2 separate regions of the Homo sapiens genome follow, and region 2 is linked to region 1. A link is a loop called in an ENCODE intact Hi-C map of the cell type or tissue named here. Cell type or tissue: heart right ventricle. All regions are shown on one strand. Each heading gives the region's core, and the rest is flanking DNA. Links, peaks and the distances in the headings are about the cores only. Region 1 overlaps IQSEC1 (IQ motif and Sec7 domain ArfGEF 1). Region 2 overlaps IQSEC1 (IQ motif and Sec7 domain ArfGEF 1).

Region 1 (14,496 bases), core at 2,935-10,934:
TCACCTCTGCAGGGGACTGTCTCCTGCACGGTTTGCAAACATTAGGTAATCTTGGGTCTCATGACTGGAGTTGCCACTCTCTTTCAAGGCTGCTTAAAGGGCCCATGGCAGCCCGCCCTTCCAGCCGCTGCTCTGACCAACCTGCCCTGCCCTGCCTGTCCCATGCCTGCTGTCCCCACACCACCACCCTTGGTTTTAGTCATGCTCCCTTCCCCCATTGTCCAGAGGGGAGTGCTGAGGCCACACCAGAAGAACTGCGACCATTTGTGTCCTCAGCTTTCCTGCACACAGTTTCAGCCATTGGTATAAGGGGTGGACCTAAGCACCTAAGTGTCCCCAGCCAAGAATACAGCCATCCTTTGTTCTTGTAGGAAGCTGCCCATCACTGGGCTGTGCAAGCTGGAGCTGCCTTTGTGCTGGTCAGGGAGTCTGAATCTGGCCTCTGGTAGGAGAGTTGACCAGAGCCCTCATCACTCCCCCTGCCCCTCATAATTAGGCAGGTGGGGAGTGGGGGGCTGCTCATTCCTATCAAGAGGTGTTTCTCACGTGCAAGAGGCTGGCAAAAGCCCATTCTGTTGGTGAGGTCCGTGTAGACTGGGGTCCCACGCACTGCCGCATCTCAGATCAGCATTCATTACCACCATGCAGTGAGATGCAAACCTGCTTGTGGGAGCAGCATTTTCTGGAGCCCCCTGCCTTTCCACTGGGCCCCCGCCTCGCCCTGCTTTGGCTCCTGCGGGAAGGAACACCCCACCCCTGCCATCTGGCAAACTCCGTTCATCCTTCATCACCCTCATCCATGATACCTCTTTGGCAAATCCTGCCCTGAGTCCCTGAATCTTCCCCGCGGGGATACCATTATCACTGAACAGAAGGGCGATGCAAAGCAGGGCGCAGGTAGGGACTGACTTTAGACCCCTGGTAATATACCAGTCTTCCAGACTCCCTCTCACCCCCTGCCTCGGGGCTATTCAGTGGGGCCATCATAGCAAGCGTCAGTTTGGAAAAGCAGGAAGCAGGCTGCTAAATTCTCAGTGACTTAGAGAACTGTGACTCAGAGAACTGTGTATGTGGCTTTCTAATCCAGCAGGATTGCAGTGCAAACCCAGCGAGCATTTTTTTCTAAGCATCTACTCCATGCCAGACCTGATCACAGGGGCTTTCACATGTATTTCCCATTTCGTCTGCAAAACCACAAACCTATCATTCCCTTGTATGATGGTTCTCGAAGCATAATATTAAAACAGTGTCAATCCCACAGGCCAGCTGGAATGATGTAGGATGCTGCACCATTGATTGTCCTTTCAGCGTTGCTCGGTTGCCCCAGAGCCCCAGCAGTTTACCAGTCTGTGTACCCAGACACCCTCAGGGTGGCATTCCTCTGGGAAGGGCTTCAGACTCAAGTGCGCGGAGTCCAGACTGACCCAAATAAATCCCTGCGTGCCGTGTGTGACAGCATAGAAAGCCAGCTGTGGGAGCTAATGACCTCTGTACACACAGCTTGGGCCTTACCTGCTGTCTTTTTAGAAGGTAACCCTGGCCTGCGTCATTCCTTATCCAGTTGTGCTTACACAATTTCTTCTTCCAGACTGTGAACTCCCTGAGGGCAGAGTGGGGCCTGAGGCATTACTTCATCCCTAGTGCCAGGGGAGGATATAAGTTCTTGTTGTGCCTGACTGAGACTGAGCTGAATCCAAACAAGGAACAGGCTGCCTTAGAAGGCAGTGAGTTTCCCTCATCGGTGTGTGGAGTGAGGCCAGGTGGAGGATTCACAAATTTCAGTTAGCTGAGATGCCCTGCAGGACCATTTTAGCTCCAAGACTCCCACAGCCAATGATTTATTTTTTCAGTGATCCAAGGACTTGGTGGAAAGCTATCAGGATAGTAACACAGGTTTGTAACAATCCTAAAAGTGCCAACGTGTTTTAATAAAGCCAAGTGCCGAGGGGTATTATGGGAGCATTTCATTATTTAGCTCAGCCAGATGCTGAACTAGGACCAGGTTTGGGGCTTATCCAAGTGGACTGAGGGTTTGGTATAAAAGGAACCAGGAAGAAAATTGAGCATCTTATGGCTAATCCTTGAGCAGCAGCTGGGGTCTCTGTCTGTCACTCTAACTTAGGAGGCCTTTAGGTCAGAGAGCCGGACTCTTTGTTGCTCTGGACAAGTCCCTTCCCCTCCCTGAACCAAAGCTTCCCCATCTTTATCATGGGGGACCTAATCCCTACCCAGGCTTCCTTACTGGGGGCTGCGAGTTTGGAAGAGACCGGAAAAACACTTTAGAAGTCAGAACCAGCACTCAGGAGGGTTGAGGGCGGGTGAGGACAAGAGGGACTGAATCCCACAGATCGTGGTAAGCTCAGGTGTGTGGAGTGGCCCAGGGCCAGCCAGCCTTTTGGGGGCTTCAGAGTCATGGATGGGGTTCAGCCTTTCTGTGCTTCCAGTTCAGTGATCCTAGGGGTGCTTGAAGGCAGCTGGGCTGGGTTCGAATTCCAGCTGTCAGCTTCCTAGCTTTGTGCATGACCTTGGACAAGTCACTAGGCCTCCCTGTTTTCTCCTCTTTAAAATGGGGTGATGATGGTACCCACCTCCTAAGGCAGTTATGAAGATAATTCTGTGAAAGTGTGTCAGTATCATACAGTTGTTTTTCTGTTTTCTCCTTTGGGATATCACAGAAGCCACCAGGGATTTCTAGGATCTGAAAGTGCAAATAGAAGCATCAGCTCCATTCATTTACTCATTCAGCAAATATTTATGGAGCACCTACTATGTGCCAGATTTTCAGTTTGGTGCTGGGGTTACCACTGGAGCAAAAGAGACCGAAAGCCATGCCCTCCGGGAGCTTTTATTCTAGTGGCAAGAGACCCACAATACATAAGCAAACAAAATAATTTTGGAGTGCTAAATGCTAAAATCAACCCATCTGCTCCAGTTGGTGTTAAATGTGATTTGCAATGGAAGAACTCTTCCAAAGAGACCAGAGAGGAGAGCCTTGGTTTGGGCTTTGCCTAACCTAGATTCTAGTCTTGGCCCTGCTGGCTTCTAACTTGCTTTGCATCGTTGGGCAAGTTCCTTCCTGTCTCTGATCCTCAGTTCTTGTCTGTGACATAAGAGAGCAAGATGAGCCCTTCTAGCTCGGATGCTGCTGCCTGGTGGCTCTGCAGTCACAGCTTGGAGTCCATGCCTTTCCCCACCCTTATCACATGTACCTTTCTATTTTAAATGTGGTCACCTGTCATAGAGAAGGGTGCAAGGACAAACATGCACAGCTTAAAGAAAAATAAGAACATGCGTGTGACCACTGCATGGGTCAAGAGACTGAGCATTGCCCAAAGCCCCCGTGTGCCCCTCCCCAGCCTGCTCCTCAGAGATTGTCGTCATCCTGACTTTGTGCTAATAATGTCCCTCTTGCCCTTCCTGTCGTACCACCTATGGAACAGCTTTTTACAATATAATTTTGCTTTTATTATTTTTGAGCTGAATATAAACAGGCTGTGGATATTTGTTCAGGTCTGGCTCCTTTTGCTCAAAGTTGCATCTGCGAGATTCACCTATGCAATAAGTTGCTGTTCATTCTTTTATTTTTATTGTATTTATTTTTATTTTTATTTTTATTTTTTTGAGATAGAGCCTCGCTCTGTCGCCCAGGCTGGAGTGCATTGGCGCAATCTCAGCTCACAGCAACCTGCACTTCCCGGGTTCAAGCAATTCTCCTGCCGCAGCCTCCCCAGTAGCTGGGATTACAGGCTCCTACCACCACGCCTGGCTAATTTTTTGTATTTTTAGTAGAGATGGGGTTTTGCCATGTTAGCCAAGCTAGTCTCAAACTCCTGACCTCAAGTGATCCACCTGCCTCGGCCTCCCAAAGTGCTGGGATTACAGGCGTGAGCCACCGCGCCCAGCTGTCCTTTTAAATAAATAGTATTTCATTGTATCGACAGGCCACAGCTTATGTATGCAGTCTACTGTGATGGACCACATGGGTTGTTTTCAGTTTGGGGCTGTTGCTCTTGAACCTGTGTCCCAGCACACATGGCATGAGCTGTCTCTGGGGCACATACTGGCTGTAAAGCAAGCATACAGCCTTGCCCCAACCCCACACTGGGCATTGTCGGTCTTTGTCGTTTTCACTCACCTGGTGGGTGGGTAATGGTTTCTTGCTGTGGTTTGAATTTGCATCTCCCCGATGAGGTTGGGGATCTTTTGTTTGTCCATTGGCTGTTTGGATTTCATCATTGGTGGAGTGCCTGTTCATGCCTTTCACCCATCTTGGGCTGTCTTTTTATTTCTTTACGATTTGGAGGCTTCTTTGGGTGCTACAGATTCTAATCCTTCGTCAGTTATCCACATTGTAGACCTCTTCTCCCTCCCTCCTGCCTGCCTTTTTCACTCTTTACAGGGTGTTGGGATAAACTTCTCAATTTCAGAATTCTTAATTCAAGTAGTCAACTTTCTCACTTTATTAACATTTTTCGTGTTTTGAGAAACTCATTCCTACCCTGTAATCATGAAGATTCTCGTTATTCACCTTTCACATTAGGTCTTTAATCCACCTGGAATAGATTTTCATCTACGGTCTCTCTCTCTCTCTCTGACACATGCACATGTGTGCACATGCACGGCCCCAGGTGCACACATATACCCATTCCCAGGTGGCCCGGCACCATTTGGTGAGAACCGTGTTCTTTTCCCTACCTGCACTGCCCCCAGCACGTACCATACCTCTCGCTACAAGGCAGGCAGTGGCCCAACTGCAGGCTGTGGGCTGGGAGGTGGTAGGGACAGGGCGAGGGCAAGGCGGACAGCCCTCCCCGCCCCCAGCAGGACCAGCTGCTGCTCCTGCCAAACAGGTCTGTGGGGCTGCAGTGTCACGTGTCTGGCTGGCGCTGACTCGGGAGCTGGCGGATTAAGCAGGGGCTCAGGGTTTATGACCCGCACTGGCCGCAGCACCAGATGGGGGACGGCTGAGGGAGCTCATCTGTGTGGGCAGCAGAGGAGGCCTGAGAAGCCAGCCAGGCTGCGGCTGTTTGTGGCAGGAGGCCCCCACCCACAGCACTGGACCAAGGTAAGGGAAGGGTGGGATGGGCCAGCCCCACTATTAGTATCTCTAGCTGGAAAATAAAATGTCCCCTCCCAAGCTCCTTCTATCTTGGTCTGTTGGGGCAGCTGAGATCTGGGAGATGCCACAGCCCACAGCAAGCCCCTGCCGGGTCTCGGTCCCCTGTGGGGAGCACACATGAGCTCACATATGCGCACAGGCACCCTGCCAGCCTGGTTCTCGTCCCAGCTCCTCGTCCTCTTCAGTGCCTAGTATGTGCCTCTGGGTGGGAGGGTCACTGCCAGCCGTTAGCCTGCCCCCTAGACCCTGGTGCCTTTCCCCAGGCGGTGCCCCATGCCTGGCCTGGCAGGACGCAGCCAGTAGAGGACCGACCTCCCACTCTCGGGTTCACCAGGCAGGGGAGAGGGGAAGGGAATGAGTGCGTGCTGAGCACCTCTGTGTGTCAGATACCTCATCTTGGGCCATCGTTACTCCTGCCTTCCAAGGTAGGAAAGATTCACCTGTTTCATAGATGAGGAAACTGAGGCTCACAGAGGGGCTGAGGATGGCCACCTGCATCTCAGTAGTCTGCCTGTGTGACCCCAAGGAAGCTGCAGGCTCTGCTCCTGGCCCCCGGGGAACTCTCAGTTGTCTGACAAGGCACATTGCCTCTGGCGCAGGGCTGCTGTTACCTGGGGCTCCAGGGAACTCTAGGCCTCTGGGGAAAAAGTCGGGACAAAGAGCAGGAGCCAGAGCCTCAGGTCCCAGCCCAGCTCCCAGCCCAGCCTGTGACGTAGCCTTCCCTGTAGCATGCTGTCAGCCTTGGCCAGTGGGTGTGACCTGGGCGCAGGGGTCCAGCCTGCGGTGACCTTGCTCCATTTCCTCGTTTGTAGCATGGAAGATGTCAGTAATAGCATCTCCCTCCTCAGGTCGCTCAGGCTGAAATGAGATGGTAAAGAAGGGCTTTCAAAACATGGCCCAACAGGCAAGGCCCATGGGCACTCAGTCAACCCTAGCTTTCATTTTTACAGAGAAGGTCAGTATCTGGGGTCCCTTCATCTTCTGAAATTCTGAGCTCCTGTCTCTTTCTTTTCTGCCTGGGCCATTTATGTATGGGTTTAGATCTATGAATTTAATATTTGCTTAGGAAATACAGGCCCATGATGAAAATCTTAAACATTATAAAAGAATATGCAGTGAAGACTATGTATGTGCCCCCCTAGAAACATGGAAAGTATTTTTCAGGTATCTGGTCAAAAACATATAAACGTTTATCACCCTCCATCCCAGACATACTTGGGCAGTTTGGTCCTCCCCTATCCAGTGACCCCCCCCACTCTGCCACCCGTCCTTTAAATCCGCCCACTCTGGCCTGGGGAACCCAGGCTGCTGCCTCCCTCCAGAAGTCACACATATTTGTGGGTGCTGGCACCAGATTTTCCTTGTCAGCAGGACTTAAGGAAAGCTGCAGCCTGGCACAGGGCAAACGGTTGGCGGGGGGGGGGGGATTGTTAAGCAGTAAAGAACGGTGTCTCTGTGCCCAGTGAAGGCCCAAGTTGGAGACCAGCTCTCCCACCCCCAGGCTCCAGCAGATCTGGATCTAGAGCAAGGGCGGGGCCTGGGGACCTGACTCGGGCCCAGCCTGACTGCCAGCTGGCCATTGGGTGACCTTGAGGCAGCCCTGGCCCTCTCTGGGCTCCTGACTCAGTGTGGGAGCCCAGCGTGTATGGCAGCCTCAGTGAGAGGGCTGAGGGTGTGCCCCCTTCAAGACCCAAGCAAGCCATACCTCACCCAGCCCACTTGGGCTAAAGCCTGTGATGTAGGGATGCAGTCTTGATTGCCTTAAAAATTTGACTACTTAAAAATGTAATTGCGGCTGGGCGCGGTGGCTCACGCCTGTAATCCCAGCACTTTGGGAGGCCGAGGTGGGCGGATCACGAGGTCAGGAGATCGAGACCATCCTGGCTAACACGGTGAAACCCTGTCTCTACTAAAAATACAAAAAATTAGCCGGGCGTGGTGGTGGGCGCCTGTAATCCCAGCTACTCGGGAGGCTGAGGCAGGAGAATGGCATGAACCCAAGAGGCGGAGCTTGCAGTGAGCCGGGATAGCGCCACTGCAGTCCAGCTTGGGCGAAAGAGTGAGACTCCGTCTCAAAAAAAAAAAAAAAAAAAAAAAAAAATGTAATTGCTTTAAAAGTGTTAATAGTGCACTGGGAGGAAGCTGAAGGCAGTGCTAAGTCTGGCTAACATGTTTTCTCTTGATCTTGTGACTTCTGGACCTGTAAGCGACTTATCTTTGTCCATGTAAATCTCCTAGGGGGCTGAGGGGTGGGGCTTTATCTTTCCCCAGGAAGGCAGCAGGTGGTTCCATGTGGCTACAGGTCGTGCATGCATGGCCCTTAGGCTTCCCAGCCCCCTGAAAGGAGGAGCAGCATTCACTGTTGGTCTTGGGAGGGTGGCAGGTACCCAGAGTCACTGTCACCCTGTGGGGCAGAACTCCAGGCACTCCCAAATGTACAGATACTCAGGTTGTGCACTGCATGAGGGCAGTTGGCAGAGGAACAACTGCACTCTAATGGCATTCTTGTTAGCTCAGCCCTGGGCCTGTGGGGCTGTATCCACCAGAAGAGGGCGCCTTTTACAAATTTACTCAGGGGCCCTACATGTGGATGGTGAAACTAGACTTGAGTATGCTCGCTAGCAAAGGCATGGGGTCTCCTCCCTATCTCCCCGTGGTCCTCCTGTGCTCAGTTGTCTAGAATCTCCCTCCAGGGACTCTGCTGGTAACCCCAGGGGAAAGGAAACTCCAAACACCTTCCCCGATCCATGGGAGCGGCTTGAGTTAGACCCAGCCTGGTGAATTTCAGAGAGAACTGGACCATGGACCTGACCTTGGGGGCTGGAGGATGGCCTGACTTAGAGAAGGCCTGGGTCCCTATCTCAGTTCCAGCTGTTTCTGGCACTCTGTACCTTGGGTCAGGACAGCTCTGTGCAGACCATCTGTTTACCATGTTACTATCCCCCAGAACCCACGTATGAAAGGCCCTTACCTCTCTGCCTGCCCCCTTGAAGGTAGGTGCTTTATTTTTAAAGGCATGTGGATTTGGGGACAGGGACATACATGAGCTGGGCATATTCATTTCATCCACAAATATTTATCCAGCAGCTAGTTGTGCCAGGCGCCGTGCTGAGGCTGGGCATAAGTGGGGTATGTCGGACAACCTTATTCTTATCCTCACGGAGCTGTCCAGAGGGGAGAGGGAAAGGGAAATTGTCCTCTGAACAGCATCGCCCAGGTGCTGGGAGGAATTGCCCAGCGTGGCCTGTGAGGTCAGCCCAGGCGTCCCTGAAGGAGCTGAGCCAAGAAGGTGGAATCGGGGCTGAGTGGGCTCCAGGGGCTGGCTCAGCACCCCCTCTGGGCACCCTGCTCAAGGCTGGGGCATCACTTCATCCTGGCCGCTCTGTCTCGGGGCTAGGAAGGCCAGGCTGCAGTTCTCCAGCAGGGTGACAGGTGGTGGGTGGGCTGGACCTGCCAAGACCAACCCAGTGAGAGGTGGGGCTGGGGATTGCTTTGGTCAGGCCAGGAGTGAGCCATGCTTCCTCCTGCTCCTCACCCGCCCCCAAGCCAGCACCCAGACTGCAGTTGTCACCACGCCACCTTTCATCCCCTCCGAGGACTGCTCTACCAGCTGTGCCCTGAGCTGTCGTTTTAATCTGATCTAAATTTGCCACCATGCCCAACCTGGGGAAGGTTGGGTGAAACCCCTGTTTGCAGAGGATGGGGCTTAGGTGCTGGAGCTGGAGCACCCAGTTCAGATCTGGATTATGCAGCTGGGGCCAGCGGAATGCTGGCCATAAAGTCCCTGTCTCATAGGAGGGGCAGGTGCAAGTGAGTTACAGTGGGGAAGGCCCTCAGGAGCCCCCAGTGAGCAATAGCACTCCTCACCCTCCATCCCACGCACAAGCACCCAGAGAGGGCAGACAGCTGTACCTTGCTGAAGGTTGATTACCACGGCCAGGGCCTCCCTCTGCAGCCTCAGGACAGGGTTACCTGGGCCCGCACCTTGCCACTGTCTCTTGCAAGCTGGGAACGTTTGGACTAGTGATTTCTCAAACAGCCTCGGTTTCCTCCAGTGCCTGGTGCATGGCAGGCACACAGCAGATGGGGGCTGATGCTGTTTTGTTTCCTGAAGTGACCAACAACAGCCCCACCACAGGCAGGCAGCTCTTTCCTGTCAGTACTAGGGGCTGCAAGCTGTGGTGCTGAGCAGGGTCATGCAGCCTCAGCCACCAGGACTAGAAAGGGGACCCCCCAGTCAGTTCTGCCTATAGGACCCAGAGCATGTTCCTCTCTCTCTTTCTAGAACAGGGCTTAGACTTAAACACCCACGGGGGCCAGGCAAATGGCATGGGTGCTGGCGTTGGTTGTGGCTAAGAACATTTTTTTCTTTAATGGCAATGTTTCTCAAAGTGTGGTCCAGGGAGTTCAAACCATTTAAATAACAACAAGCAGCTGTTGTTTGCCTTATCACCATCATTCTTGCACAAGTGTGCTGTAGAATATTCTAGAGGCCACCTGACATGTTGGTGGATAGACTGAGGCTTTTGCTATAAAGATGTCTCAAGGTTGATGATGTCTTAATTTTAATTTTTTAATATGGTAAATGATGATAGATATCACACCCATAAACAATTTTGGGATCCTCAGTTGAGAGTGTACAGGGAGCCTGACACCAAAAAGCTTGAGAACCACTGGCCTATACTTTTTTTAAGCGTGTTTGATAAAATGCTAAAGGACAACTGATGGTGGGTTCCAATATGGGGCGCAAAAGAGAATGGGGGGGATTTTGGCAGAACAGTGCTTAACCTGCTAACAGGGCACCACAGTGACTCAGCACCAGTCCCAGGTGGGCAGGCAGGAACTCATGTGGGCCCCATGTGGCAGTGCATCCAGCTTTCACAGGAAGCCCCAAATCCAGCTCAGGTCACACAGAAACCATCTGGGGCCAGAGCTGTCTGGGGATCTCCAGTTGCAGCCTGTGACCTGGGGTCTTAGTGTCCCCATCTATGGAACAGGCAGCAGTGGCCCCTTGTGGGATGCCAGGAGGCAAGTGCTCAGGGTGCAGATGGGGAAGAGGATGCGGGCTGGTCTCACCCGGCTCCTGACCCCATGGCGGACTCGAGGCTCACCAAGCTGCTGCAGAGGGGACAGGCAGCAGGAGGCGGGTCCTCCACAGCTAGCTCTTCCGGGTGTCCTTTGTCAGCCTGGCATTAGCATGTATATATGAGAGAGAGATTTCACAGCTAATTCTACAATCATACTTCACAATTCTTTATGATAAAGAATAATTTTAATGGTAATTTTTTATCTAGCTTTGTCTATGTTTCTAACATGTTTATTTACATGGTTTACAATTCAAAAGATACAAAAGGGTATATGGTGAAAAGTTCCCCCTGTTGTTTCTACTTGGGGAGTGAAAGGGAACGGGGGAATTGTGACGAAACAACACTAGTCCCCCAGCAGCCGGTTCTCCCCCCCAGAGATGTCTCGTGTTATTAGTTTCTTGTGTCCGATTCCAGAGTTTCACATATACATAAGCAAATGCCTAGAAACAAATGTTATCCCCCCATTTTTAAACACAAATGTGGCAATGCCATACACACAGTCTGACACCTTGTATAGCTAACTTTATCAATGACTTAGCCCTACAAGGTAGATATTACTATCCTCATCTATAGGGAAGGAATTTGAAGTTCAGAGTTTCTGTGATTTGCCCAAAGCAACACAGCTAGGAAGTGGCAGAGCCAGGATTCAAACCCAGGTCTGGCTGGCTCCTGCTCCCCCTAAGCACGACCCCGCCAAGCCTCACCCCTCTGCTGCCCTTGGAGTGGCTGCTGTGGGGCCTCGTTCATCCATCAGATGAGGCGAGCTTCCATCCTGCATTGATCTCTCAGGACACTTGGGTTGCAGTTGACAGAAACTCACCTGAACACTGCTTAGAGGAAGGGAGAATTGATTGGCTCCTCTCACCAAAGTGCAGAGGGAAGGAGTATAATGGAGCAGGGTCCCTCCTGAGGTCAAGAGGCAGGATCGGCTAAGACAGCCATGGTTGTCACGCTGCTCACAGTGCTCCTCCCAGGAAGGAGCATCCACGCAGCCCTACTTGGGTCCCTGCAGGCAGGGCTGGACAGTGAGAGGCTCACCAGGTCCAAATGCCTGGAGGACCAGACGAGGCCCAAAACAGGAGAGAACAGAAGGGCTCTTAGGAAGAGGAAAGGGCCTCGAGGAAGTGAGGAACACAGGCAAGGTCCCATCCCAGCCCCTCCCTCCTGATCTCCCCTCCCCGTGCATGGCAGGGCATTGAATGTGGAATTATCCTTAACCAGGGTAGTAATTACTGAAGATGTAGCTGGCATGTTGAACAAATTGTTGTGTGTTTGTAGTTACAAATCATGTTCCTAACACTCCAGGGGGTTCCAAACCTTGATATCTTTGCTATTAACACATAAATTACAGTTATTTATGGAAATTGCTAGAGAAACAATTGTCTGTGGATTGTGTTGCATGAGGGATGCTCATCATGGATCAACTCCAGGAGCCTGAAGTGGTCCGTCTGGGTCTCAAGACTGAAGACTTTTAGTTCGTGGGGTCAGGTTCTTGTACCAGCCAAAGGCTGACTTGGCTCAGGGGCTCCTAGACTTTGTCACCAGTGCATGGGCAAACAGGTTGGATTCCCAGCTCTGCCACCACCAGCTGAGTGGCCTGGAGGTGAGTCATTTAACCCCTCTGTGCCTCTGTTTCCTATGGACTAAGAGGGCCCACTTGAAGGGGTGGTGGGAGCATTACAGGAGATAACAGAGGTGCAGCCCCTTACACCTGCCCTGTGCAGAAGGTGCTCCTGGGCCCAAGCGCCTCTCCTTCTCTCTGCACAGCTCAGGAGGCACACAGTGGGGCAGCAGCCAAGTCTTGTTCCCAGGAAGAGTGGAACAGGACGTGGAGGCCTCCAGCTGCATGCCCCTGGCACCAGGCTGCCTTCCCCCACCTCAGGTAGTCGGGAAATCATTTCTCGCTTGAGTATGCTGTTTCTTGTTGCGCAAAATGGATTCTTAGATCCTTGTTACCCACCAAGCAGGGTTTCAGGAAGTATGAGATCCAGGCCGCGAAACGATTCCGGGTGAGGCACAGGCTCAGCTCTTGGTGACATGGAGCATACCACCTGGAACATGAGAGAGAGTTCTCCTTCCGGTGCTCTTTCCGCCCTTCTGATGACATCAGACAGGAGGGTCGGCATGCTGACAGACCTTTAATGTCTCTTTATCACCCACAAAGGCTTAATGCAATGTATTGATTATATAGGGAGTAATACAGTCATGGTTCAACAGTTAAACATACAGAAGGGTACACAGTGAGCTATGCGCCACGCCCTTCCACGTCCCATTCCCCTCCCCAGAGACAACCGCTGTCCAGGGACATCTTAGAGTGTGTGTGTGCGCGTGCTGCGTGCATGTGTCCGCCTTTTTTGTAACCCAAATCCAGCATTCTTCAGCTTACCTTTTTCATGTAGCACTATGTCTTGTATCTCAGTCCCTATCAGGATATAAAAAGCATGCTTCTGTTTTATTGGCGGCGTCCTGTCATGTGGATTCTCTGTGCTTGCTAATCTGTGTTGTAAACAAAACACAGCAGGCCTCAGGGATGGGGCTGATAACAGGATCAAAGCAGGAGTTTATAACAGCATTTTGTTTTTGTTGATTTATTTTCATGGGAAAATTCAATTTATGCTTAGTGAGGCTGGCTTTTCACTTGTGGAGCAGATATAAAGTTTTCTTGATAGAATGAAGAGCGTTAAGTAATTGGAATGTATACAGGTGCTATGTGGTTGTTGGGAAAACTAAACCCAGGTCACTCCCACTCCTGCTTACACCCTCACAGGATGAAGCTCCTGCTCGGTCCACTGGCCTCATGCCCCACAGCGCACCCATCCCCACACTTCATGCCCCATGTAGATGCAGAACTACAGGAATATTTTCCAAGTTAACCAAGCCTTTGCCCTTGCCACTTCATGTACCTGCAATGCCTTTATCCTGCTGGGCCACCCGGTGAATTCCCATTCATGCCACAAATCCCAAGACAGGCATCACCTCCTACAGGAAGCCTTCCCTGAATGACTAATCCACCAGCTAGCAATCATTCCTGCCTGTCTACCAGGTTGCTCCTATTACTGCATTTAGTGGCTTTAGTGGCTTACTGTTGTGCAAAGATTCTTTTTTATTTATTTATTTTTTTTTTTGAGACTGAGCCTCGCTCTATTGCCCAGGTTGGAGTGCACTGGTGCAATCTCTGCTTACTGCAACCTCCACCTCCAGGGTTCAAGTGATTCTCCTGCCTCAGCCTCCCGAGTAGCTGGGAGTACAGGCACCCGCCCCACGCCCGGCTAATTTTTGTAGTTTTTTTTATTTTAGTAGAGACGGGGTTTCACCGTATTGGCCAGGCTGGTCTCGAACTCCTGACCATGTGATCCGCCCGCCTCAGTCTCCCAAAGTGCTGGGATTACAGGTGTGAGCCACCGCGCCCGGCCCTGTGCAAAGATTCTTAAACTGCTGCAGGTATTACAGTCATCTGGGGGGTGGGAATTTGCATTTCAAATGATTCCCAGCTGAGGCTGCTGCTGCTGCTGTTTCTAGGACCCCACTTTGAGGACAACTGTTGGAGTGCAAGGAACACAGGCTGAGTGTCAGCCTACTGGGCTCTAATCCCAGCTTCATCACATGGGCTGTGTGTCTTAGTGCAAATTACTTACCTTCTCTAGGCTTCAAGGCCTCTGTGATAAATCAGAAAACAATCCGCACCTTGTAGAATTTCTGTCAGGATTATGTGAACTCATGCAGGAATGTAGTTGACGCCAATTGTGAATTACTTTCACTCCCCTTACCCAACCGAGTTTCCTGAGGGCAGGGCCCACATCTGCAGCCTCTGAGATGCCTAGTGCCTAACACATAGTAGGTGGGAAGGTATGCTGGGAAGTTATTGAGCACATTCAGGAATGCACACATTCTCAATGACAGATTTATTCAAACAGTGAATCACACGTCACACATGTCCTGCCTCCATTAATTCTCAATCAGTGGAGTTGGGTCAGGTCTTCCTTCCACTGGGACAAAAGAAGGTGTTGTTTAAATCAGTAACATAAAGATGACTGCAAAAAGGGATGTTTAACTCACTTAGGAGACGCTGTTGATTTAGGAGCACTTAATGGCATCCATTTACAAAACAGGTGAACCCAGCACTTATTATAAATGAACGTATCTATTCATTACAGCAGAGGCCCTGCATTCCCTTGGTAGCTGTTCTTTGGTGTGAACTCACTACATAAAAGGCAGCAGGCTGTCTCCCCAACAGCTACCAGGAATGCAGCCCCGGCCCTGCCACGGTGTCTAAGCCAGTGACATCCAGGT
Region 2 (14,496 bases), core at 3,036-11,035, 62 kb after region 1:
CCTCCCTGACCCAGGGCAGGAGGGCCATCAGAGAACCCCAGGCCTGTAGTCTGACCTCAAGGCAACCCCAGTAGGAGGAAGAGAGATTCTCCTCCCCTCATCGGCTCCTTCTGGCTCTTGTGCCTCTCCCTGAACCACTTGGGCAAGCAGGATGCAGGGCTCTGACTGGCCTGGAGCAGAGAGTAGAATCTGCCCACTAGGTCTTAGGGCCTGAGCTGGAGGGTAGGCTGGGAAACCTGGGGGCTGAAGCTAGGTGCTTGGGCATCCATCCACTTCCACATCTCTTAGGCATCCTGAACAGTTAAAAAGGACTGGAGCCAAGCACAATGGCACATGCCTGTGGTCCCAGCTGCTTGGGAGGCTGAGGCGGGAGGATCACTTGAAACTAGGAGTTTGAGGCCAGTCTAGACAACATAGTGAGACCTGGGTCTTAAAAGAGAGAGAGAGAACCCTTTCCTGGATCCTGCACACCCCTGCTGGGAAAATACCAGGGTAAGCACTCAGTGCTTTGCTCCAGCAGGTAGGTGTTCCCCACGTGCAATCCACAGCCTTGCAGCAGCTCTTCCTCAGAGCCTCACACAGCTCACTCTTCCCACCAGCAGCTCAGCTTGCCGCTGAAAGACGATGAGAGATGCGTGTGCAGGAAGTGACTGGTGCAGTCTGTGCTTACCTGTCACACTTGAATCTGAATCGTCATCTGATGTGAGGAAAAGCTGGCTCAGCCAGCTTTAGAGGAGGCAGCTAAGGCCAGACCTGGGAGCACACAGCAGGGATGGAGCCAGGAGGCTCCGACTACACTGCCTGCTGGGGCATTTTAGGGGGCAGCAGGGCCGGGGGTACAGAGGTGGGTCAGGTATAGATGATGAGAATGTTGCAGGCAGCACCTGTTAATGCTGGGTCCTTACAGGGTGGAATCAAGAAGAGCTAAAGAAAGAGTAACGGGTATACACAAAGGGACTGTGGGAATGGGGTGACTGCAGAGTTGGACGGAGTGGATTTTCAGCAGCAGGAAGGGCATCCGGAGGGTAGAGGGAATTTTTAGGGACTTCTGGGGCAGAAGCGTGGATTATAAGTCCTGGTACCCATCATCTTGCTGGGCAACCTGGAGCCAGTTTTTTGACCCTTCTGTGCCCCCATTTTGTTACCTGTCAAGGCTTTTGCATTGGCTGTTCCCTCCACCAGGGACCTTCTTCCTGGCTCTCTGCCCAGGCTCAATGCCATCTCGTCAGGGTGGGCTTTCCTGCCCGTCCTTCTGCCCCTTCCAGCTGAAGTCGATGCCGTCCCAGCTTTCTGTGGCATCACCCCGGGTGAGTTCTTCTAGCCCAGGCCTCTCCTTCCAGCTGTGAAGCCTGAAATGGTTTCTGAGGCCTGAGGCATGGTACGTTATGAGTACGAACTCATGGATTCTTCACAGTAACCATTGTGTGAACTGCTGTCATCCCCATTATACAGACACACAGAAAGGCTAAGTTCACTCACCCTGGGTCGCCCAGCCAGAAGTGGAGCTGAGACGGAAGTGTGGGCTTCTGACTCTCCCAGCCATGCCCCTGATGCTTGTACTGTAGCATATTTCTGTATTCTTGGACTTTATCTCCGTCTGTATCCCTCTCTAACTAGAAAGCATGTTTTTTGACGATGGGGACCATAACTGTGCTAGCATAGCACCTAGCCAGGGTAGGTGCCCAATAAATGTTTGTGGAATGAATGAAGGAGGTGGGTGTCCATAGGGGACCGCACAGCTTCCCCCTTGAAGTGACACAGACCCCTCAGCTCACAGTTCAGTGGCTGAAGCATGTCCTGCAGCCCTCTCCCCAGGGCAGGCGGGAAAGTAAAGTCCTGCCAGGAGAGGAGGTGGTGGGGGTCCAAGGCCACACCAAAGGCCCACCTTCGACCTGTGTGATGCTTGGCAGACCTTGTGGAACTCTGTGAGGCAGGGCACAGGTGGATGGAGAATTCACCACCCAGCAGGGCCACCAAGGACTGATTGGGGAAGGAAGGGCTTCATTACACGGGCTAGGAGTAGGGGAGGGTAGCAAGGTCCCAATGGCAGGGGATTCCCACCAGTAAATGCCCAGTGCCCTGGCCGTCTGCTGTCAGGGAGGCTGTTGAGGGCCTGTCACTCCTGCAGGGAGCTTTGCGGAGACTCCCAGCCCCACCCTGGAGCCGGCCCTGGCTGTCCAGCTGCAGCTTCTCCCTAGTTCCCCTCAGGTCAGCAGCGAGCTCTTCATCACCGGCCTAGGCCCCCTCACTGAGCATCCTCACTTCTGCGGTATGGCCCTTGAGGCCTGCCGGGTGGAATCCATCGCCCGCACTAGGTTCAGGCTAAAAGCTGACGCCATCCTGGACTCACTGCTCCTTGTCCTTCTTGCTCCTACCTCCACCGCCCCCACCTCGGCCACCCCCACCCAGATCCATCAGCAAATATTGACACCTCTGCCCTCAGACTGTGTCCTCAACCCGGCCCCCTCCCACCTCTGCTGCAGCATGGCCAGGTGCCCACAGGAGCCCCTCACTCAGCTGCCAGCTGGGCCCTGGCCCACGATCTCCCCAGCATGGCATCGCTCTTGTGGACTTAGGACCCCATCACCACCCTCTTGACCTCACACTGGGGCTTCTCAGCCCACTCGGGAGAAAGCCAGACCCCTCTCCATGGCCTGCTGTACAGTGCAGTCTGCCCACCGCCCCACTACCCCCTTCGCCTTCCCCCAGGGTCCCTGTGCTCAACCCTGGAATAGCCTCTCAGGTCTCCCCACCCACCTCAGCACCTTTGTCCTCACTGTCACCTCTTCCCAGAAAATTGCCTGATACCTCAGTCTCTGTCCCTTGCCCCCTGCACAGACTAGGCCTCTCAGCTGCACCCGCAGGGGCCCACGGCCTACTCCCAGCCAGTGTTCACCAAGAGGTGCCTGGCCCAGCAGACACATGGTGCTCACCTAATCCTGAAGAGCCCACGTGCCCGCTTCCCACAGCACCTTCCCCTCTTCCCTCTGTGCTCTGAGCACCTCCAGGGCCGAGGAGCCTTGTCCTGGAAGTCCCTGGATGTGGCACATCCACATCAGAGGGTGGATGGGGGCAAAAAAAGAGCAGCGGCAGAAGGCGGGACCCGGCTGGGCCTGGACCTGGTCACTGCAGCGGTGGCCTGGAGGGACCAGACAGCCTGGGTGGAGTTAGAGCATGCACCTATGTGGGGAAGGGACCAGACAGCCTGGGTGGAGTTAGAGCATGCACCTGTGTGGGGAAGGGACCAGGCAGCAGGGGTCGGGGAGCCTAGCCCGGCTCCCCCACTCACTGCCGTGGAGGCCAGGGAGCATAGGCCCAGGGACGCCAGAAGGTCTGATTTTTCAGAAGCCAGAAATCCAGATTTTTTGTGCACTCTTCCAGTTTTTAAATACTGGCAACGAACTAGAATTCTTTTTGTTAACAGTGTGTGGGCCAAAGAAAACCCAACTGTAGGTGAGCCATGGCGACCCCTCACCTGGAAGCTGAGGGAGGGAGAGAAGGGTGTGGGCTGGTGCTGGCATGGAGCAGGATGGTGAGGACCCAGAATCTGCTCTGGCCTTGGCTGTAGAGGCCTGGGGCATTGGAGCAGTTCTTGTTTGGAGACCCCCGAATCATAGCGAGGCATGTGATCTTGTGAATAGTGAAACCCTGGTCCTTCCATCCTGGGTCCCTGGGACAGGTAGGGACCGGGGCCACTCCATTACCACTTCTGTGCCAGGACCAAGCTGGCTGGTGTCTGCTCCCTGCCACACTCCTGGGGACAAGCTTACGGGTGTGGCCATCCTGGGATAAAAATAGCAGGGTCACCTTGCAGCCAGGAGGCTTCCTTTCACTTGCACATGGAAATGCGGTGTCTGCAGGGCACTGCTGTCAGCCAGGAACTGTGCAGGTTATGGGGCAGGTGGACACCGGTTTCATCTCCATCCCCCCCACCCCGGGGACAGAAGAATGCTGACTTCTACCTGCTGGGGCAAGGGGTCAGGCCCGGCCCCCTAATTAGTGGATGACCTGGCCGATTACACCCTAGCACAGGTTCTAGGTGTGCCATGAGGCAAGGGGGCCCAAGCCACACTGGGCTCCTCATGGACTCTTGAGGAAGCACGTGTCCCTGGAGGGTGTCCCCAACCACTTGACAGCCCTCGGTGACTCTGAGGACTCCGTCCAAGGGGACATGGAGCCAGTCTGGCCTGATGGCTCCATACAGCTCCCTGAGTGGCCTGGCAAACTCCAGAGAGGACACCCATCCTTCAGGGTCACATGTGGCCATCTTCAAAGCCCTCTCACACCAGCCTGTCTCCTTTTTTGTTTTTTTTTTTTTTGACATGGAGTCTTGCTCTGTCGCCCAGGCTGGAGTGTAGTGGTACAATCTCGGCTCACCGTAACCTGCGCCTCCCGAGTTCAAATGATTCTCCTGCCTCAGCCTCCTGAGTAGCTGGGATTATAGGTGTGAGATACCACGCCCAGCCAATTTTGGATTTTTAGTAGAGATGGGGTTTCACCATGTTGTCCAGGCTGGTCTGGAACTCCTGACCTCACGTGATCCACCTGCCTCAGCTTCCTGAAGTACTGGAATTACAGGTGTGGGCCACCACTCCTGGCCCAATCTCTCCCTTTGACCACCAGGACCACCCTGCCAGGTCAGCCAAGCAAGAGACCTACCACAAGATGGGCAGGACGTCTGAGGCCCCAAGGGAGAAGGGGCCTGCCAGGGCTCACACGGCCGGAGTGCCACAGCGGGGCAGGGCCTGCTCCCAGGGCTGGTGTGAGCAGCAAGGTCAGTGCCATGTCCCTGCAGCCTGCCTGGCCCTACAGACACCTGGCCAGGTGCAGACCTGGTGTGCTCTGGCCTGGCGCTAGGCCCCATCAGCCCACGACACACATGCCGTGCCCTATGCACATCCCTGCCCAGGCCTGGTTCTGCACACACCTTGGGCACCAAGAAGCTGGAGCCAGTGGAATGACCCATGCTCTGGGGGTCTGGTCTCCAGTGGACACACTCAGCCCTGCATGGCCAGCCCTGCCACTGGTGCTGTGACCTCCAGCTAGAAATGCTGCCTTCCTGCACCTTCATCACCCTCCCATGAATTAGGACTCGGCATAGAAACCTCTTACGGTGCTTACTGAGTGCGTCGTTGCAGGCATCTGACTACTTCCTCAGTGTTTACAGCAGGGGAAGCCAGGACCCCTGGAAGGTTATATGGCTGTTGGGCTCCCGAGTCTGGGCTCCTGAGCACCGCAGGTAACCAGAGTGCTGACCTCCTGGAGTGGGAATTGAGTGAATTAGTGTGCACAGGGCGCCTCAACAGCGGCGGCACAGAGCGATTTCTCCCCGCCGGTGCTGTGGTTGCTGTTATTACCCGTTGGCAGGCGGGGAGGGTTCCAGTCTGCTCAGAAGTGCAGCCTGGCATGGCGGCTTTCACACTGAGGGGAGCAGGGAGTTGGGCCGGACAGGGAACCCAGTTCTGAATGTGTGTGCGGGAGTTTGGGGCCAGTGCCCGGCAGCCGAGAAGGGGCTGCAGGCAGGGCAGGGGAGTGACGGTCCAGCTCCAGCTCCCACAGAAGCACCCCTGCAGCCAGCCCAGCCCATTCTTTGTACAAGGTCTGGGTGAGTCTAGGTGAAGGTGTTTGTACCAGGTCCCCCATATTTGGGTTTTGGGACAGGGCAGGATGCCTGGAGCCCAGGGTCTTCCAGTGCCAGCCTGGGTTCTTGAGTTCCCACCCAGGCTGGAGATGGAACTAGAGACCCCTGAATGCCTACAGGGATGAAGGCCGGTGCAGGTGGGCAGGGAGGGAGAATGTCGACCGTCCACTGAGCGGAGATCCCCTCCAGGTGCCTGGCTGGTGGCCGGGCAGCTGGGACTGAGTGTGCCTCTCGTCCTACCCCAGGAAGCCTGAGAAGGGAGTCCAGTACCTCATCGAGCGTGGCTTTGTGCCCGACACGCCCGTCGGGGTGGCCCACTTCCTGCTGCAGCGCAAGGGCCTCAGCCGGCAGATGATCGGCGAGTTCCTGGGCAACCGGCAGAAGCAGTTCAACCGTGACGTGCTCGAGTAAGTTCTGCATGGGGGTGGTGGGGGACCTGATTCCACACACGCCCTCACGCACCCTGTGTTACCCGTGGGCACACACAGGGCCAGGCCCACCCTACTTGCTGGGACATGTGGTGGGCCCCCCTTTCTCTCTTCCTAAGTCCTAGACACACACATGCAGATGCCCCACATCTGCCCAGCACGCAGGTGGGCACCTGCCCTCCAATGCACCATCCCACATGCGAACCCCACTGCCTGTCCGCCCACCCTCTGGCATGCACCCTTGGCCCCTCCCTTCCCTCCATCCCTAAGCACGGTTGATCCAACCCAGCACCAAGCATCACAGCCCTCAGTGACCCATGTTCCTGCAGCTTCTCATGGCAGGGCTGGCAGGAGCAGGCAGCTGGACGTCAGGGCCTCTTCCCCTGGCCTGGCTGTTGTCCTCCTGCATGGACTGCATGCCCTGTTTGCTCCTGACTCACCCCTGGGGAGAGTGGTGGGGAGTCAGATCAAGTGACCTGCCTCCCCGTGGGCGGCCCGTGCCACGCTCTGCCCCTGCCTCATTCTCCCGGCTGGGATATTGGGGCTGTGCGTCCTGCCCCCACCTCCTGATTCCACAGCTCTTCTCAGTTCAGAGAGCTGGTGAGCATAGCACTCCCGGCTACTTGAAAGCCTGCAGAAAAATGGGTTCCCAACTCCCTGAGCCAGAAGGGTGGGCCAGGAAGAGCACTCAGAGCAGGGTGAAGTGCTGGCCATCCAGGGGCAGTCCCTTCTAGCCGCCCAGCCCTGCCCATGTGCAGCCGAGGGGACCAACGAGGGCTGGGGAGAAGGTGCCCGGGAGCAGCAGCCCCTGGAGCACGAGGCCTCACGTTCCCTGGGGCTGGCCAGTACGCCTGCCATCTCTGCTGCTTCTCCCTAGGAGGCAGAGGGTGCCGTCGCCCTTTTTGTCTCATGGGTGGGGAAACCAAGGCTCAGAGTGGGAGGGGCTGGCCTGGGCACACATCCCCACACACGCAGACTCACATACACGGCACTCATGTAGTCCCCGTCCCACACCCAGGAGGCTAAGTGTGGCCAGCACATGGCAGGCACCAGCAGAATATCTGTGCCCTTGGTCTGCCAAGCATGCACAGGCTGGGCATCTTTCTCCCTGCTCAGCACCTGGAGAAGCCTGCTGTATCGTTAGGGTGGCTACTGCCCCCTCCCCTCTTTGAAGCAGGCGTGAGGAAAGGTCCAGGGGAAAGCCCATGAGCTCCTTGGTAAATGCCCAGCTCCCACCCCCATCCCCTGCAGCCATTCCTATGCTGCCCCGACTCCCCACTCCAAGCCGGTCCCTGGTCCTTAGGAAATCCGCACATTGTTTTCCTCAGGTCAGAAAATAGCAGTGGCCTCAGGAAGTGGCTGGCTCCCCCGGGCCACCACACCAGGCATCTGCAGGGCCGCTGCTCCTGCTGCTCAGCAAATCCTCTGCCTGCTCCCTGCTTGCCCTCTCCCCACTGCTCCGAAGTCACCTCCAAGGCTGTTGCCCCAGGAGGCCTTGAGCGCTCAGAGGAGGGTGGGAGCAGCTGCATCGCCCCCATGTGGAGATGGCCCTGGGAGAGGGGTCAGGCCCTGTGTGGCCAGGCCTCTCTCTGCCCCATGGGAGTGACCGCAGCATCATTAGGGAGCTTGGCCAGAAGCTGGAGCCTGCCTCAGGGCTCCTGGTGCAGACTCCATCTTCTCTGTTCAGGGGTCACCATAGGAGGGACTGGAAGGGTGTGCCGGGGCAGGGCCATGGGAAGAATGTGGAGACCATTCATCAGCCGCCCCTCCAGGCCCTGCCCCACAGATGAGGGTGCATGGCCCTTTCAAGTCCCTGGAAAAGCATCTGCAAAACCCAGCCCACCACCCCGATACTCTCCCCACAAGAGAACAGGCTTATTCTGAAAGTCAACACCCTGGGCGCCCCTTTCCTCACTGTGAAAATGGCAGCAAACTCCCCAACCCCGTGCAGAAGGAGAGGAGACTCACAGTGGCGTCCACTGTGTGCCTGGTGAGGGCTGTGCTTAAAAATGCTTGTCTCTTGGGAAGGGCTTTGATCCAGATAACCATATGCTCTGCCCCACTGGGAAAACTGCCAGCATAAATATAGGCACACGCGCTTCCCTACAGTTCCAGGGGCTTTGTGGGCTCCCCAGAAGACTGGAGGTCTTTTTGCTGCATTCTGAGGGCTCTTGGCTGATTGGTCGGAGTCAGGCAGGGGCTCTCCCTGCCAGGAGGCGGTCCATTCCCAGGGCTTCAGGCACCACCACCTGGGGGTGGGCTGGGCGTGTCGCACCTGCAAGGGGTGCTTATGCGGGGCTGTCTGTCTCTATTCCAGCTGCGTCGTGGACGAGATGGACTTCTCTACCATGGAGCTGGATGAGGCCCTCAGGAAATTCCAGGCGCACATCCGTGTCCAAGGGGAGGCTCAGAAAGTGGAGCGGCTCATAGAGGCGTTCAGGTGGGGCCCGGGCTGGCTGGGGCTGCTGCATCAGGGAAGAATGGTGTCCCCCAGCTTCAGGGCCCGAGGATGGACCAAAGACTGCATCCCCACCATCCCTAGACAGGGCCAGGTGTCCCTGAATGTTGCTTTGGGGGTGATCGTACTGGCTCCTCCTACGTTCCAGGCACTGTGACGGGCTCCTTTCAGCCATTGTGAGGTGGTGGGGGTGGAGAAGACTGTACCGATTATTTTAATTGTGAAGATGAGGAAACTGAAGTTGAAAGAGGTTATGATTGCGACTGCTAGGATTCTGGCTGTTCACATCAGGATTCTGAATGCTCTTCCTCTAATTCCCCCCAAGCTCTGCATTCATCCACAAGTCCATCTATCTAGTCATTCATTTGCTCATTCACAGTGACTCGGAGCACAAGCCAGACAGCCAGATGCCTGGTTCAGTCACCGACTCTACCACTTACCGGCTCTGTGGCCCTGTGCTGGTTACTTAACTTCTCTGTGCCTCATTTCTTCACCTGTGAAATTGAATAACAGTAGCACATACCCTAGAAAGAGGTGCAAGGATGAAATGACACAGGACATGTGGGCACACTTAGCCCAGTTCCTGACACAACAGTGAGCTCGCGGTCACTACGCAGTCATCCATTCTGGGATCACGTGCAGACTGGCAGTGTAGAAGCCTGCATGTTTGGTGCTGGGTGTGGGCGGCACAGGTCAGCTGCTGACCCAGCCCTCTGGGCTCCACACTGGTGATGGGGCCAGGAGGATCGAGGACACAGAGGGAGGACAACCCCAGGGCCCTGGCGGGAGGCAAGGTGCACCCACCTCCTTCCAGGACGGCTTCCTGGAGGGGAGGGCACTAAGCTGGGCTCCTGAGCCTCAGTCCCGGTACTTTGCCTGGCTCCTCTACTCTGTCCCTGCCTCTTGTCACCTGCCCCTCCACGAGGTCACCAGTGGAGGGGCCCCTGGGGTGGCAGCGGGAGTGGCAAGCGGGCTGACTCCAAGGCAGGGGGGTGTTCTTGCAGCAGTCGGTCCACAGCTGTTGAACCTGAGGCCCCTCAGTAGCCATGGCTGAGACAAGGCAGAGTGCTTCTCCCTCTGAGCTGGTGTGGAGGTGCCCCTGGCTGCTTTCACCTCAAGGTCCCGGAGGGCAGGCCTGACACCCACTGTGATGTCCCCATTGCAGGCAGCGGGGAGAGGGGCCCAGCCTTACAGGCACTCACATCACATGTGTTCACATCCCATGGGCTGAATGTGGTGGTGTGGCTACTCTGAGCTCCCGGGAGCTGGGAAATGTAGTCCTCCCCAGGACGGCCATGTGCCCGGCTAAAATCCAGGTAGGAGGGACTACAGTAGAGTGAGGAGGGCAAGTGAGTAGTCAGGGCCAACTCCGACAGGCAGGTGTGATCCTCGCTCACCAGAAGCAGGAGCTGAGGCTTAGCGGCACATGACAGCCTCAGCGGGTGAGAGAGGGGCCGTGTCACTTGCTGCGCCATGGCCCTGACCCCCTCCCTCCCGGCCCGCAGCCAGCGCTACTGCATCTGCAACCCTGGGGTGGTGCGGCAATTCCGGAACCCAGACACCATTTTCATCCTGGCCTTCGCCATCATCCTGCTGAACACCGACATGTACAGCCCCAATGTCAAGCCCGAGCGGAAAATGAAGCTAGAGGACTTCATCAAGAACCTCCGAGGTGAGCTGTCTCAGGCGGTCGGCCAGCCACAGATTTGCTCCAGCACCTGCCCCAGCCAGGCCCTCCCCAGATGTAAGGGGCGTGAGGCAACCTCCAGTTGGGGAGCTGTGCTCCGGCACTCCAGGGTCTGGCATGGAGGGGCCTTTGGGGAGCACAGATGACTGGAAAGAGCATTGCCTTAGAGGAGCCCCCGTGGGACACAGGCTGCATGACACAGGCCGGGGTCTCGAGGTGTTGGGAAACCTTCCTCACAGAGAAGGTGACACTGTTAGCTTGTCCTTGAAGGATGAAACTGGCCTTTTTCTTTGTGTCTTTACCTAAAAGTATATATTTTAAAAGGGGACTTGATATCGCTACTGTAAATGGAGAATGAGTAGCATTTGCCACATGTAGAAAGTAATTATACATTCTTTCTTTTCTTTGCAAGAAAAGAAAGCAGTGCTGCTGAGTTCTAGCCCAGTGCGGCTTCCGGCTGCTGGCACTGGAGTGCAGACCCGGCTCCCTGCCCTCAGGGAGGTGGGCATGTGCTGGGAGGTGTTGGTGCGGAGTCTACAGGCAGCGAGGCATCCTTGTGTGATCAGAAACAGGAAAGGAACTAAAAGGCCGTGACCTTCTCCCAAGTGGCTCTGTGCCAGCCCAGTGTGTCCCCTGTGTGCCCCAGGGTCCCCGGAAGGAAGGAGGAAGGCACCGCATCCCTCAGTCCCTGTGGGAACCCTGGCTGCAAGAGCTGAGGGTGGGTTGAAAACAGGGGCTGAGGGTTCCTTGGAAAGGTTGTCACTATTTGTAACAGCAAAGAAGAGCCAGTGTGAATACAGCCTGGCTCTAAGAGCGTGTGGAGCTGACAAAGCTGTTCATTCTTAGTTTATTCAACAGCGGTTCTGCCGTCCCTTCTCCTTGAACAGTGTCACTCTCCAGGGAGCAGCTCCAGCTCTACTCCGGGGTCTCCAGGTGCCCTCCCCTTCCCCTGGTGGCGGGTGCCGCTGTGGCAGGAAACCCAGGTAGCAGAGGCCTCAGGGAGATGGCACCTGAGCTAGGCTCCAAGACCTGAGTGGTTCTGCCACCTCCCTTGGGAGGCAGGAAGGGGCGCTGAGCAGGCTGGGGCGTGGCTTAGAGCTCATGGACAGCCATTCCCTGCACCCAGCAGTTACTGTACGTGGCCTCCTGCAAGGTCTGAGGGGCATCGCAGGCCCCAAGTCCATCAAGTCTGTAGTTCCTGGGAACCAAGGCAGCTTGAGAGCTCCCGAGGGCCACCAGTGGACACTTTGATGGTACAACATGTACTCCCAGGCCCAGGTGTCCAAGCAGCAGCCAGGAGGCCGGGCCTCCTCTACATCCACCCGGGGCCTCTCATCCTGAGCCTCCCTTCTCATGGGGCCAAGCCTGTTTCTAGGATTCACAGACCTCCGCATGACCCCTGATGCAGGCTGGCCATCGCCTCCAGGAAAGCCAGCTGTGTGCTGCATGCTATTGGCAGCCCAGGGGGAGTTTGAGGGTCTCTGATTTGTTTTAATTACTTCATGTATTTATTTATATTTAGAGGTCCCTCTGGCAGCCCAGGGACAGTTTGAGGGTCTCTATAATTTGTTTACATTTATTTATTTATTTATTTAGACATGGTCTTCCTCTGTCGCACAGGCTGGAGTGCAGTGGTGCAATCATATCTCACTTCAGCCTTGACCTCCCAGGCTCAAGAGATCCTCCTGCCTCAGCCTGCCAGGTAGCTGAGACCACAGGCGCGAACTGCCATGCCCGGCTAATTTTTAATTTTTATTTTTTCTAGAGGTAGGGTCTCACTATGTTGCCCAGGCTGGTCTTGAACTCCTTGGCCTCAAGTGATCCTCCCACCCTGGCCTCCCAAAGTGCTGGGATTAAAGGCTTGAGCCACCGTGCCTGGCCAGGTTTTTTTTTTCTTACTTTAGAACCTCCTGCACGTCATCTGGGATATGCTGGATGAGACATAGCAGGAGGAACCAGAAATGACTGGCCTAGAGTAGAGAAGGCTTGGCAGGGCAGGGCTGCTGAGTCAGGTGGCGGCCAGTCTGTACCTCAGTGGCAGTGGCTCTGTGGGTCCTGTCCATGGTTGCACCCAGTACTGCCAGTTCTCTGGATGACAGGGTGGCAGGAGCCTCCCCACTTCCCATGGAAGGGGCTGTGCACCCCATTCCCAAGAAGGGAGCTGCAGGTTCTGTCTCCCAAGCCTGGGCTGTCCCCACCAAGTCACCCCTTTTCAGCCCAGAGCTCAGGGACATTCTTTCTCATCTTCCTCATGCTTCAGAATGGGTGATCAGGGCTCAGAGAAGGAAGGGACCTGCCCAGGGTCACATCAACCAAGAAATGGCTGAGGCCAGGCAGGTCCCTGGACTCCTGGAGCCAGCCTGGTGCTCTGTGCCGAGTGCATGGACAGCTTGTCCTTTTTGTAGGGAAATCCTCACCCCCTCCCCAACACACATCCTCTCTGGAGTGGGTCAGCGCAGTTTGTCCAGTGGGTCCCGCAGCGGGAGAGCCCTGGGGGCTGGAGGACTGTGAAGGCGGAGTAGCTCACCACGGAAGCCAGTCCAGGAGTCTTTCCTTGTTATTAAAGTTTGTTCTTAAATTTTTTAATTTATTTTTTGAATGGATATTCACATAGTTTGAAAGCCAGAAAGTAATATGATCCAGCAGTTGTGCTCCTTGATATTTACCCAAAAGAACTGAAAACTTAGGCCCACAGAAAAACCTGCACACGGATACTTATAGCATCTCCATTCAAAACTGTCAAAATGTGGCAACCACCAGACGTCCTTGAGCAGATGAAGGGATAAATAAACTGCGTGCCTCCAGACAGTGGAATAGTGCTCAGCACGAAAGAGAAGTGAGCTATCGACCATGAAGAGATGTGGAGGAAACTTAAGTGTGTAGCACTGAGTGAAAGAGGCCAGTCTGAACAGGCTGCGTGCTATGTGATTCCAACTCTATGACATTCTGGAAAAGGCAAAACTATGGAGACAGGAAAAGGATGAGTGGCTGCCAGGAGCTGGGGAAGGGGAGGATGGGTATGCGGAGCTCAGAGGATTTTTAGGGCGGTGACACTGTTCTGCGTGGTGCTATAATGGTGGATGAGGGTCGTTCTACGTTTGCCCAAACCCACAGAATCACAGCATCTGGAGTGGACCCCAATCTAAAACATGGACCTCGGGTGACGCTGATGTGTCCGTGTAGGCTCATCATTGTGCCAATGGAGCACTCTGGTGAGGATGGCGACAGCGTGGAAGGCTATGAGTGTCGGGGGGCAGGGCATACATGGGAAGTCTGCCTTCTGCTCAATTTTGCTGAGAACCTACACCTGCTCTAAAAATAATGTCTATTTAGGAAAATAAAAATAAAAAATACTGGAAGGTGCCTAGCAGTTTCCTTCCCACCCTGCCCCACCTGCTCAGGGCATAGCCTCTGCCCCTGAAGTTCCTCGATTTTGGCTTCTCCTGGCTGTGCCCCCTAGTTGTGCTCCGCTCATGCAAGTGCACATATGCAGGAATGGTTTTATCCCCTGCTACTTTGCACCTTGCTTTTCCCACTTACTAAATCTAAGAGAAACGGCCCATGTGCTTTACTGTGGCCTTCTTCACTGTTCTTGGCAGGTGCGTAGTAAGTAGTCTGTCGTGCTGATGTGGGATGATTGAGCACTCCCCTGTTAATGGGTACACAGGTTACTTCCAGCCTTTTGCCATTTGGAAACAGTGCTGCGATAACGTTGTATGTGTCTCATTTCCCATGGGATAAGTTCCCCAAATGCAGTCAGTGGACCAGAGGGTGCTAGAACTTGTCATTTGGACAGGCATTGCCAGGTTGCCTACCCCGGGTTGGAGCATCTCCTGTCCTGCCAGCCATCTGTGGGAGGTCCATGTTCCCCAAGCACTGCAGCCTTTTGGACTGCAGTCTGGCGGATGGGTGAGGGTAGAGCTCACTGCAAAACGAGTTTGCATTTCCCATATGTATAAGGCTGTTTCTCTGCTCACAGCGGTTTTCAGAGTGGGGAGGAAGAAAGAAGCAGTGTGTGCTTGTGGTTAGGGCAGCCCCGGGTCAGAGCCCAGCCTCCAGCCTCTGCCCATGTGATGTGGGCCAGCAACAGCAACCACTGCAGCACTCCCACCGCTCAGATGCAGAGCTGGGCACGCCCCAGGCGCCCCTCGTTTCCTCACAACAAGCCTGTGCTGTGGGCAAGGTGTTTTAGAGGAGGACACCAAGCATGGTTGAGGCAGTCACTCGCCCATAGTCACACAGCTAGTAAGGGTGAAAGTAGGACGTGGCCCCAGGTCCATCG

Evidence for each region. A loop is a pair of places that touch in the nucleus more often than their neighbours do. Peaks named below come from ENCODE experiments on the same cell type or tissue, not always from the same donor. Only the 100,000 strongest peaks of a DNase experiment are listed, where the experiment ranks them.
Region 2: it touches region 1 in a loop (2.2-fold over the local background); 32 of 110 quality-filtered maps call a loop at or near these places.

The regions. Positions count from the first base shown.
Region 1 is chr3:12,977,540-12,992,035 of GRCh38, reverse strand. All of the region lies in intron 1 of IQSEC1 (IQ motif and Sec7 domain ArfGEF 1), which reads left to right. Among named protein-coding and RNA genes, the nearest start is that of IQSEC1, 89 kb to the left of the region's middle. RefSeq lists silencers at 1-107, 9,280-9,329 and enhancers at 1-107, 11,787-12,986. In heart right ventricle, for the core only: CTCF peaks have their summits at 7,466 and 7,666 (motif pointing right); a DNase peak (open chromatin) is centred at 7,665; H3K27ac peaks cover 2,818 bases.
Region 2 is chr3:12,916,133-12,930,628 of GRCh38, reverse strand. It overlaps IQSEC1 (IQ motif and Sec7 domain ArfGEF 1), which reads left to right. Exons shown (of 14, transcript NM_001134382.3): 4 at 5,887-6,048; 5 at 8,387-8,509; 6 at 10,033-10,199. All of the region lies in intron 4 of LOC105376956 (a long non-coding RNA gene), which reads right to left. Among named protein-coding and RNA genes, the nearest start is that of LINC02022, 38 kb to the right of the region's middle. RefSeq lists an enhancer at 2,555-3,054. In heart right ventricle, for the core only: a CTCF peak has its summit at 7,464; a DNase peak (open chromatin) is centred at 3,801; H3K27ac peaks cover 5,302 bases.